Regions from separate parts of the Homo sapiens genome. Here all the other regions are linked to region 2. Evidence: chromatin contacts called from ENCODE Hi-C or POLR2A ChIA-PET data. All regions are on one chromosome and are shown on one strand. Each heading gives the region's core, a stretch centred on a gene start or an enhancer-like site at or near the end of the contact. The rest is flanking DNA. Distances are from core to core; before and after follow the strand shown. Region 1 overlaps LSM4 (LSM4 homolog, U6 small nuclear RNA and mRNA degradation associated). Region 2 holds the start of UBA52 (ubiquitin A-52 residue ribosomal protein fusion product 1). Region 3 has its middle 44 kb from the start of HOMER3.

Evidence for each region. A loop is a pair of places that touch in the nucleus more often than their neighbours do. ChIA-PET counts read pairs that join two places held with the same protein, here RNA polymerase II (POLR2A). Pooled maps may share reads with other maps.
Region 1: a loop to region 2 is called in a pooled map, with 5 times the contacts of the local background. The contact joins the enhancer-like site here to the promoter of UBA52 in region 2. A Hi-C loop is called at or near these places in 3 of 50 pooled maps. POLR2A ChIA-PET finds 5 or more read pairs at or near these places in 3 of 52 experiments (Caco-2, HCT116 and activated CD4-positive, alpha-beta T cell).
Region 3: a pooled map shows a loop between it and region 2 (2.9-fold over the local background). The contact joins the enhancer-like site here to the promoter of UBA52 in region 2. A Hi-C loop is called at or near these places in 3 of 50 pooled maps. POLR2A ChIA-PET finds 5 or more read pairs at or near these places in 5 of 52 experiments (GM10248, H1, MCF 10A and 2 more).

Annotation. Positions count from the first base shown.
Region 1 is chr19:18,303,327-18,306,873 of GRCh38, reverse strand. LSM4 (LSM4 homolog, U6 small nuclear RNA and mRNA degradation associated) reads left to right here. Exons shown (of 5, transcript NM_012321.5): 5 at 1-638. Among named protein-coding and RNA genes, the nearest start is that of LSM4, 18 kb to the left of the region's middle. RefSeq lists enhancers at 1,400-1,905, 1,796-2,175. Within about 2 kb of position 2,218, at least 37 of the 41 ENCODE cell types and tissues checked have a DNase peak (open chromatin) inside an H3K27ac peak, as active enhancers do; they include HCT116, where a contact is called at or near this core.
Region 2 is chr19:18,569,900-18,573,529 of GRCh38, reverse strand. It overlaps UBA52 (ubiquitin A-52 residue ribosomal protein fusion product 1), which reads right to left and starts at 1,673. Exons shown (of 5, transcript NM_001033930.3): 1 at 1,621-1,673; 2 at 127-237. The coding sequence starts at 229. RefSeq lists enhancers at 308-984, 1,623-1,962, 2,173-2,292, 1,663-2,339.
Region 3 is chr19:18,983,359-18,986,879 of GRCh38, reverse strand. No RefSeq gene overlaps it. Among named protein-coding and RNA genes, the nearest start is that of HOMER3, 44 kb to the right of the region's middle. Within about 2 kb of position 1,364, at least 6 of the 41 ENCODE cell types and tissues checked have a DNase peak (open chromatin) inside an H3K27ac peak, as active enhancers do.

The DNA of each region.
Region 1 (3,547 bases), core at 969-3,468, 270 kb after region 2:
AGCGGGTCTCCTGCCCTCTGTCCATCGCTGGACTCTCAGGAAATCCCCGTTCCCGTAAGGGAAGCTTCCTTTTGAGAGTTCTCACCAGGTGTCAGCGGCACAGTGAGGCACTGATGTCCTTTTACAAAAGGCAAGACCAGCATCTGGACAGTGGGGGCTCTTGAGAGTCCCCGGCGCCCCCCACACCAGGTTGTCCTATAACCCTCTCCCCTCTGTGGAGACGTTAATGCCAAGGGGTGTGTGGGGAGGGAAGTCCCAGGCAGGGGCCACGCATGGTCCCCATCACCCCCTCCTGGGTGGCCTGGACTCCATCATCTATCCTCATCTGTCCACACTGGCGTTCACACAGAGAAGACAGGACAGGAATCCCCTCGGAAGATGCTCATGGAAGATTCTCACGAGGCTCCTGCCCCCTTTCTGAGCCAGGCCGGGTTTGCCACTCCTCGGGCGCGCACCTGAGACACTGAGTCAGCGCTTTCGAGAAAGGCTCCGGGTAGCATCTGTGGACCGTGAAGAAACCAGAGGGAAGCCCTGAGCCAGGCAGCGGCCCGTCCCCCTGCATAGCCTTCTCTTCAGGGTCCTCGTTCGGAGACCTATTTTGAGAGGTGATTGGAATAAAAGGTCCCGTCCGTGAGGAACTCTTTTTCTTGAGTCTTCAGAGTTACTTGCCATCGTATAGATTTTGCATTTACAATGTCCTCGCCTGGGATGTTCTCCTTGTGTGTGGGGTGGGGGACAGGGATGGATATCTGCAGTCGCCTGAATCCTCTCCGCCACAGCGGCACTTGATTGATGGTTAGAGATGGGGCATGTGGGGTCCAGGATGTGGCCTGCCCTGAACCTCACAAACCCGCCCCCTCAACACAGGCAGGGGCAGCAGTTGGGGGCCCGGGCCTGGAAGCCTTGGGATGCACCGGCCCACGGCACCCACCTGCCTGTTGGACAAGAGCATTTTTTTTTTTTTTTTGAGACGGAGTCTCGCTCTGTTGCCCAGGCTGGAGTGCAGTGGCACAATCTTGGCTCACTGCAACCTCTGCCTCGTGTGTTCAAGCGATTCTCTTGCCTTAGCCTCCTGAGTAGCTGGGATTACAGGTGTGCACCAACACAGACGGCTAATTTTTGTATTTTTAGTACAGACACAGTTCCACCATGTTGGCGAGGCTGGTCTTGAACTCCTGATCTCAAGTGATCCTCCCGCCTTGGCCTCCCAAAGTGCTGGGATTACAGGCATGAGCCACTGCGCCTGGTCGACAGGAGCATCTCTTGGCACACCCCATGCCCCTACAGTGTGGGCCGTGCAGGGGGCTGGGCTCACAGGGCGAGGTGGGTGGGGCAATGTTTAGAGGAGGAGGGAAGGAAGGGTGGGGAGCAGGGAGGCCCCATTTGCAGCTCCTGCCCCATGTCCTAGACTCACCGGCCCTTAGAGGCCTCTGGGGCTCTCCAAGGGGCCTGGGCTCCTTCCTCCCAGGGGTTGTGTGTGTCACGAGGCGTGGATCAAATCCAGGAGCTCTGGGGTCAGGCATCCTGGGAAGTTGGGATGGGAAAGCCCTCGAAGGCCCCTTCCCCTTCCTGATCTCCGTTTGGTTTTTTCTCCCTGACCAGGCTCTGAACTCAGAATGTGTTCCAACACCCCCTAGGTGCCTTCTCACCATTCAGGGTCCCAGGTGCTGGGGCTAATCCCCGGGCTCTTTTGCCTGCGTAATTGTGGCTTCTTGCCGGCGCAGCCAGACGCAGAGCCGGCTCTGACCTTTCCAGCCCGGCAGCTGCGGGCTCCTGGCCCGTGACTTGAGCCGCAGAGTCCCCTCGTCTGCCTCTGCCAACTTGGCCTTGTGGGCTAGAGTGGCCCCTGCTTAGGGGCAGCCAACTTCCAGAAGCTTCCGGCCCCCCTCCCTCGAGCTGGGTGTCGGACCAGCTCTGTGTTTCATTCTTCCTGGTTGGTTTCACAAAGCCTCATCCTCAGCCCCCTCAACAAGAAAAGAAACCAAAAGCACCAGTCTAGTTCCTAAATCCAAGGCTTCCAGGTCTTTCTGTCCCTCCGATGGTCTGTGCCCTCCTCACCCAACTGGGGCTGCCTTTATCGTAGATGGTCCCCACCCGCCCCCAGACCTTCTCGCCTGGAGTTTGCTTTCTGTTAGGGAGGCCCACGCCTGGCGCTGTGCTGTGACTCAGCCGGGGGCTGAGCTCTGCAGGGCCAGCCCACAGTCCCCCGCCAGAGTGCGACAGGCCCGGGTCGGCTGCTGACGCCACCTCATCCTGGAGCCAAACACCCGCTTCAGGGACAAAAGTGCAGAGGCTGGCCTTGGGCAGTGGCCCCCGAGAGGCAGCTGTGGGAAGCCATCCCTCTCTCCTCCTCCTCCTCCTCCTTCTCCTTCTCCTCCCCCATCCCCCTCCTCTCACTCCCCATCTTCCTCCCCATTCCCCTCCTCCTCCATCCTCCTCCACTCATCCCCCACTCCCATCCCCCATCCCCCTCCTCTCTCTCCTCCTCCTCTCCTCCTCTGGGCTTCACCTGCTGTTCCCAGCACTACTCTGACAGCCACCCCCAGATGGCCTGTGTCCCTGTCACCTCCCTCCCCACCTTCTTCTTTTGGAGCCCAGGGCCTGGCACGAGCCTGGCACTAGGGCCACTTGCCTTGTCCCAGGTGCTGGTGACACAGCCCCGGCAATCCTTCCCTTCCACAGGAGTGAGCCAGCCACAAGCATATGCATATCAAATGCATAAATGCTGTAAAAAGAAGAAACCAGGCCAGGCGCAGTGGCTCATGCCTGTAACCCCAGCACTTTGGGAGGCCGAAGTGGGCGGATCACCTGAGATAAGGAGTTCAAAACCTGGCCATCATGGTGAAACCCCATCTCTATTAAAAATACAAAAATTAGCCGGACGTGATGGCACAAACCTGTAATCCCAGCTACTCAGAAGGCTGAGGCAGGAGAATCGCTTGAACCTGGGAGGCGGAGGTTGCAGTGAGCTGAGATCGCGCCACTGCACTCCAGCCTGGGCGACAGATCGAGACTCTCAAAAAAAAGAAAAAGAAACCAGAAACAGGGCGGGCTCGTGAGGAGGTGAATGAAGAGGTGGTCAGGGAAGGTGAGAGAAGGACACTGAAGATTCAGGAAGGGCCTGAGAGACGAGGGAGCCAGCCACCTTGGGAAAGAACATTCTGGACCAGCAGGGGTCAGGAGGACAGTCCCGTGCAAAGGCCCTGTGCCCAGGGGACACAGGAGCAAACAGAAGGGCAGGAAATGGGGAGGATGTGGGCCCTGAGTGACATGAGAAGCAGCCACAGAGGGTTCTGGAACAGTCAGAAGCAGGGGTGGAAGCAGGAAGGGGGCAGTGCTGGGGCCTCAGGGCAGGGAGGAGGAGGCTGCCAGGGCCTAGGCTGACCAGCTGGCCTTGCCCAGGAAGTGCAGGACCCCGAGGTGGCACCTCCTTTCCACAGAGCAAGAGGAGGCCGGCTGGGTGCTGTGGCTCACAGCGGCAACTGTAATTCCAACACTTTGGGAGGTCGAGGCAGGCGGATCACCTGAGGCCAGGAGTTTGAGACCA
Region 2 (3,630 bases), core at 424-2,923:
GATCACATGGAGAAGCAAGGGCAAAACAGATCTAAAGTCAGCACAACCCACACAGGACTGAGACTCCCCTGGGCAGAGAGGGACTCCCAGTTCACAGCCAGAGCCCCCACACCCAGCCCTACTCACCCTCCTTGTCTTGAATTTTGGCTTTGACATTCTCAATGGTGTCACTGGGCTCGACCTCAAGGGTGATGGTTTTGCCAGTGAGGGTCTTCACAAAGATCTGCATGTTTGCGTCTGCAGGAGGAAGGGAGGCAGGATAGACTGGTGAGCAATGCATGCCTGAGTAGCACAAGCTCAGGTGCCTACACCACAGTTGCTATCCCTTTGCCTGCACCAAGTCCAACTGGTCCTGCCCCAGTACCTGTCTTCCTTTCACTCCTCCAAGCCTGGCCCTGCTAGGCTTCTCACACACCCTGGCCTGTAGTCTAAACATGTCCTGGAACTAAAGACCACATGTCCTCCACCCTCCTGACCGCACGGGTGCTCTTCAGGAACACAGACTGTGGTTATTCTCCTTAGGTTTAGCGGCGGAAGGACTCGTCAGTATCTCCTGATGGAATAAGTACCCTTTGGCATCATCTTGCTAGATCCATCTTCCCTGAAGGCGGTCCCACCCTCTTCCACGGCAGCCAGGTCCTGATCTGCACAGGCTGCTCCTGCTGCCAGCCTGGATGGGAAGCCATCCCCTACAACACACATGCCTTCCTGTCGCAGCCTCTCTCCTCTCTAACTCCAAGCTGGAGCACCCAACACTCTTAGCTTCCTTCTCAATTACACCAAAACTCTCCAGACCCCACTTCTTGCCTTGACCCCAAACCACGAACATCACTTAGTATCTACCAACCACCTGCCAAGCATTGTTCACATATAAAAGTTGACTTAAAAAGACAAAGAATCGACCGGGCGCAGGGGCTCATGCCTGTAATCCCAGCACTTTGGAAGGCCGAGGCAGACGGATCATTTGAGGTCAAGAGTTCAAGATGAGCCTGGCTAACATGGTGAAACTCCGTCTCTACTAAAACTACAAAAATCAACTGGGCGTGGTGGCAGGCGCCTATAATCCCAGCTACTCGGGAGGCTGAGGCAGAAGAATCGCTCGAGCCCGGGAGGTGGAGATTGCAGTGAGCCGAGACCGCACCACTGAACTCCAGCTTAGGCGACAGAGCAAGACTCCATCTGAAAAAAATACAAATAGTCTAAAGAAAAGTCTAAAAAGCAGACACTACCACCAGCTCCTCCTTACAGACGTAGTAATGGAGCCAGGTATGAAGACTCAGCTCGAGAAATTTAGTATTTCCAAAGCGACTGACGCAGTGACTGGCAGAGTTAACGCTACACGCTCAATACCCCTCTCTCATTAACTCGGATCTGCCCCGAGGACCTCTTCCCGCCCGAGGCCTCGTGGGGTCACGCTGGCAGGCAGAGCAGGCAGGCTCCTCTCCAAAACGGCGCTCGCCTCCTGGGCCCCGGTCTGGGCTCCGAGCCGTGGCCTCGCGAGCCCTGCCCAGCCACCCTGCCGAGACTGGCCCGCATGAGCCAGCTCAGGGCCGCCTCTTCTGCCGCCCAGGCCCCTGCAGCCTCCCGCAGCCCCCAACCCGCTCTCGGCCCGGCGCGAACCCGCACGACCGCCGCCACCAACCAGCTCGGCCGCCTCGCTGAAGAAAAAGAAGATAGCGGAACCGGAAACCACCTAATCGCCGCCGAAAGCGCTTGCGCACGGAGCACGCCGGACGCCTGCGTCACAATTCGCGCCGCGCCTTGGGCCCCGCCCTGCCGCCATCTTGGATGCTGGCGAACGAAGCCGCAGCGCACGTGGGTGAAGGTCGCCCACCCGCTTCCGGTTGTGGGCCCCGCCCGCCGAGTCACTTGAGACGATTGCACCTCTCCCCGTGTTTGCGTCCGCTGCCTCTAGGCCACTGACAACCGCTGGCGGTTGGCGGGCCCTCAGCGAATAGCTGAACGGAGTAGAGGAGAATGTTTTCTAATAAAGCAAAGGTATTAAGCAGAGGACTGCGGGTCCAGGACGCAGGAGTCGGGGCTGGGAAAGCACCTAACACCTGGAATCGGTTATTATAAAGCTCTCGGCCGCTGTGCCTGAATGGATTTCAGGACAGCAGCAGGGAGAGCAGACGGTACTACCGCATTCGCCCAGAAAGGTGGTGGTGCCTGACAAAAGGTGTCAAGCGGGACTCAGGATTTTTTTTTTTTTTTTTTTTGAGACGGAGTTTCGCTCTCGTTGCCCAGGCTGTAGTGCAATGGCGCGATCTCGGCTCACCGCAACCTCCGCCTCCTGGGTTCAAGCAATTCTCCTGCCTCAGCCTCCCGAGTAGCTGCGATTACAAGTGTGCGACACCATGCCTGGCCACTTTTGTATTTTTAGTAGAGACGGGGTTTCTCCATGTTGGTCAGGCTGGTCTCAAACTCGCGACCTCAGGTGATCCGCCCGCCTTGGCCTCCCAAAGTGCTGGGATTACAGACGTGAGCCACTGCAGTGTCTCTTTTCAGTGTAGGATCCAGATTTGTGGGTGGTTAAAAAGTGCCAGGGCGGGACCTGGGTCCGGTGACTCACGCCTGCACTTTGGGAGGCCGAGATGTGCGGATCACCTGAGGTCGGGAGTTCGAGACGAGCCTGACCAACATGGAGAAACCGCATCTCTACTAAAAATACAAAATTAGCTGGGCGTGGTGGCGCATGCCTGTAATCCCAGCTACTCAGGAGGCTGAGGCAGGAGAATCGCTTGAACCCGGGAGGCAGAGGTTGCAATTAGCCGAGAGAGTGCCATTGCACTACAGCCTGGGCAACAAGAGCAAAACTCCGTCTCAAAAAAGAAAAAAAAAATTACAAAAATTTTTCAGGTGTGGTGGCGGGTGCCTGTAATCCCAGCTACTCAGGAGGCTGAGGCAGGAGAATCGCTTGAATCCGGGAGGTGGAGGTTGCAGTGAGCTGAGTTCACGCCACTGCACCCAGCCTGGGTGACAGAGTGAGACTCCATCTCAAAAAAAAAAAAAAAAAAAAAAAGTGCCACGGCGGGTGCAGTGGTTCACACTTGTAATCCCAGCACTTTGGAAGGTCAAAGAGGGAGGATTACTTGAGGTCAGGAATTCACGACCAGCCTGGAAGACATAGTGAGACCCTGTCTCTACAAAAAAAAGTTTTATTTTGAACTATCCAGGTGTGGTGGTGCGCACCTGCAGTCCCAGCTACTTCGGAGGCAGGAGGATTGCCTGAACCCATAGGTTTGAGATTGCAGTGACCCATGATTCAGCCACTGCACTCCAGCCTGGGCAACAGAGAGGTGCTGTCTCAAAAACAAAACAAAAAAAAAAAGTGCTGAGTACAGAGAAGATGGGGAGCAATGAGAAGTTACCTATAGGCTTAACAGGGGTACCTGTTTATTTCCTTGAACATTTGCAGGCACTACTATACCAGGCAAAAGCAGACACTCTCACGTCTGGGAAGATGCCTTTAAGAACCTAATTTCCTTTTCTTTTTTGAGACAACAGTTTTGGTCTTTTTGCCCAGGCTAGAGTGCAGTGGTGCGATCTTGGCTCACTGCAACCTCTGCCTCCTGGATTCAAGCAATTCTGCCTCAGCCTCCCAAGTAGCTGGGATTACAGGTGTACACC
Region 3 (3,521 bases), core at 115-2,614, 410 kb before region 2:
CCTCAGGTTGGACTCATGGGAGCACCAACTCCCAGTTCTTGCAGCTTGTGGCCAGGTGTGAAAAGGGGAGCGTTAGCCTCGAGATTTCAGCTTCCACGCCTTCATGACTTGCTTTTGCCAGGAGGAAAGCAAACCTTAAGAATTTGAATCCTCAGTCCTAACATGTCCTCTCTGTGCTGTGTAACCTGGGGCGGGTGATCCACATCTCTGAGTGTCAGCTTCCTCATTTGCAAATGGGGAGAACAGTAGCATCTACAGAAGGGTTCTTAGGAGCAGCACCCGCATGCTGTGAACTCAGACATCGCTGATCTGTTTCCATTGTTCTGTGTCAGTGGACCCAGTCCTTGAGGCATCCCATTGGCTGACTCCTCCTCCTTAAAACAAAGGCCAGGCGTGGTGGCTCACGCCTGTAATCCCAGCACTTTGGGAGGCCGAGGCAGGCAGATCACCTGAGGTCAGGAGTTCGAGACCAGCCTGGCCAACATGGTGAAACCTCGTCTCTACTAAAAATGCAAAAATTAGCTGGGTGTGGTGGTGCATGCCTGTAATCCCAGCTATTCCGGAGGCCGAAGCAGGAGAATCGCGTGAATCCAGGAGGCGGGGGTTGCAGTGAGCCGAGATCGCACCACTGTACTCCAGCCTGGGCTACAAAAGCAAAACTCTATCTATAAATAAATAAATGAAGTTTCCTGAGTCCTTACCTAGACCCCATGACATGATGAAAGGGCCTTGACTCCAGTGTCCTGGTCACAACGAGTGACTTTGGAAAATTCACTTCACTCCCTGAGGCCCCAGCATGCTCATCTTAAAATAAAGATGTTCCAAGCTGGGCGTGGTGGCTCACACCTGCAATCCCAGCACTTTAGGAGGGAGAGGAAAGAGCACTGCTTGAGGCCAGGAATTCAAGGCCAGCCTGGGCAACGTAACAAGACCCCATCTCTATTAAAAAAAAAAGAAACCCTAGCCGGGCATGGTGGCACATGCCTGTAGTCCCACCTACTTGGGAGGCTGAGGAGGAAGGATCACTTGAGCCCGGGAGGTCAAGGCTGCAGTGAGCTGTGATTGTACCACTGCACTCCAGCCTGGGTGACAGAGTATGACCTTGTCTCAAAAAAAATAAATCCATTTGCAAAGTGTAGCATCATTTTTGTAAAAATCTTGTAAAATGTAGACAAGCCCCCCGTATATGGCAATGTTGGGCTGTGTTTCAGCACAAAGATGGGTCTACTCCAAACCGGCCACGTGGTAGGGAAGCGTGTGGGGTCCGGGCAGGGGTGCCACCCCCCACCAACACCCAGCCATGTGCCTCCTTACAACCAGTTTGAAAGGAAAATCCACTGAAGAATGTTTAGAGGAAGTAAAAACAGCAAAGCACTTGCTGGCAGCAATTGTCGGCCTTTGTTTCGGAGGCAGCTGTGGTCTTAGGAGAAAAAAGGATCAGATTTGAACCAAGACAGTTTCTTCCTGTGTCAAATGGGGAAATAAGCCTGGCTTCCTCCCAGGGCCATTGTTCAAAGGCTGCTGTGAAAAACCCTCTGACATCTCCTTGGCAGAGGCTCTGATCGGCTTTTTACATCTTGTCTGTTCACTCATTCATTCATTCATTCATTCACCACACATTTTTATTTGTTGGTTTTCGTTTTGAGACAGGGTCTTACTCTGTCGCCCAGGCTGGAGTGTAGTGGTGCCATCTCGGCTTACTGCAACCTCCACCTCCAAGATTCACGCAATCCTCCCACCTCAGCCTCCTGAGTAGCCGGGACTATGGGCACGCGCCACCATGCCCAGCTAATTTTTGTATTTTTTAGTAGAGAGGGGCTTTTGTCATGGTGCGGTGGCTCATGCTTGTAATCCCAGCACTTTGGGAGGCCAAGGCAGACGGATCGCTTGAGGTCAGGAGTTTGAGACCAGCCTGGGCAAGACGGCAAAATTCCGTTTGTACTAAAAATACAAAAATTAGCCAGGCATGGTGGTACACACACATAGTTCCAGCTACTCGGGAGGCTGAGGCGAGAAGATCACTTGAACCCGGAAAGTGGAGGTTGCAGCGAGCCGGGATGGCGTCACTGCACTCCAGCCTGAGTGACAGAGTAAGACTCTGTCTCAAAAACAAACAAAAAATTTATCATCATTATCATTATTATTTTTAAGACGGCATCTCACTCTGTAGCCCAGGCTGGAGTACAGTGGCATGATCATAGCTCTCTGCAGCCTTGACCTCCTGGGCTGAAATGATCCTCCAGCCTTAGCCTCCTGAGTAGCTGGGACTACAGGCATGTATCACCATGCCTGGCCTGATTTACACCTTTTAAAAGAGCAGTCTGGAAGGGCAGGGCAGGAATGAAAGCAATTCTGAACTGTTCCATCTATACCCCTCGGTTCCAGCCCCATTTAATGGCAGGCACCTGTGCAGGGTATCAGGGCTACCCTGGGCTGCTGGAGCACCCTTTGCCTGAATGCCCACTGGAACCAGAAGTGCCTGGAATTGACATTCCCCAGGGTAACCCTGACAGCTGACGAGGGTGGGGTGTGAATAACCTAGCCAAAAGACACAGAGACATAGACCCCGTGTGCTGGCCAGCTATTTGGTAAAACAACCATTCTCTGGCAGTTGTCTGAAATGTGGCCTTAGACAACGTTGTAGGCTCCGTCTCAGCCCCGAACCCCATGGAGGTCACTTGCAAGGAACCCAGAGCAAACCTGTCCTTTCTGGCTTGGACGTCCCACCTGCCTACTCTAGAGCCTTTGACAGTTTCCCTGTTTCAGTCCAGAGATGTTCACCCTCTCCTTTCTGGCTCTCCACGTTCTTGGCAGGTTGTTGCAAGAGGCAGAGATGTCTGGGAGCAACTAAGTCCCTCAGAACGCAGAAAACCTTCTTCTTCTTCTTCTTCTTTTTTTTTTTTTTTTTTTTTTTTTTTTTTTTTTGAGACAGAGTCTCACTCTGTTGCCCAGGCTGGTGGAGTACAGCAGCTCAATCTGGGCTCACTGCAACCCCCTGTAACCCCCACCTCCCAGTTTCAAGCAATTATTTTGCCTCAGCCTCCCAAGTAGCTAGGACTACAGGCAGGCACCACCATACCTGGCTAATTTTTGTATTTTTAGTAGAGATGGGGTTTCACCATGTTGCTCAGGCTGGTCTTGAACTCCTGACCTCAGATGATCCATCCGCCTCTGCCTCCCAAAGTGTTGGGATTACAGGCATGAACCACTGCACCTGGCCAGAAAACCTTCTTTTATCCAAGTCCAAGTAAGCAGGAGTCCAGGGTGGGCACCCGGGGGGCATCCCTAGATAGCACTGGATATCTTATAGCGCCAGGCATGGCAAAGAACGCTTGGCACCTGTGCTCCTTTCACCTTAGGCAACCACAGCTCCCTTTACAGACGAGGAAACTGAGGCCCAGAGACGTTGGTTAACAACTCTCTGGGGCAGGCAGGTGGGACGTCCAAGCCATTTCCAGAAAGTTCAGTTCTTAGGGCTGGTCTTTAGCTGTTTTTTTTTTTTGTTTTTTTTTTTTTGAGAC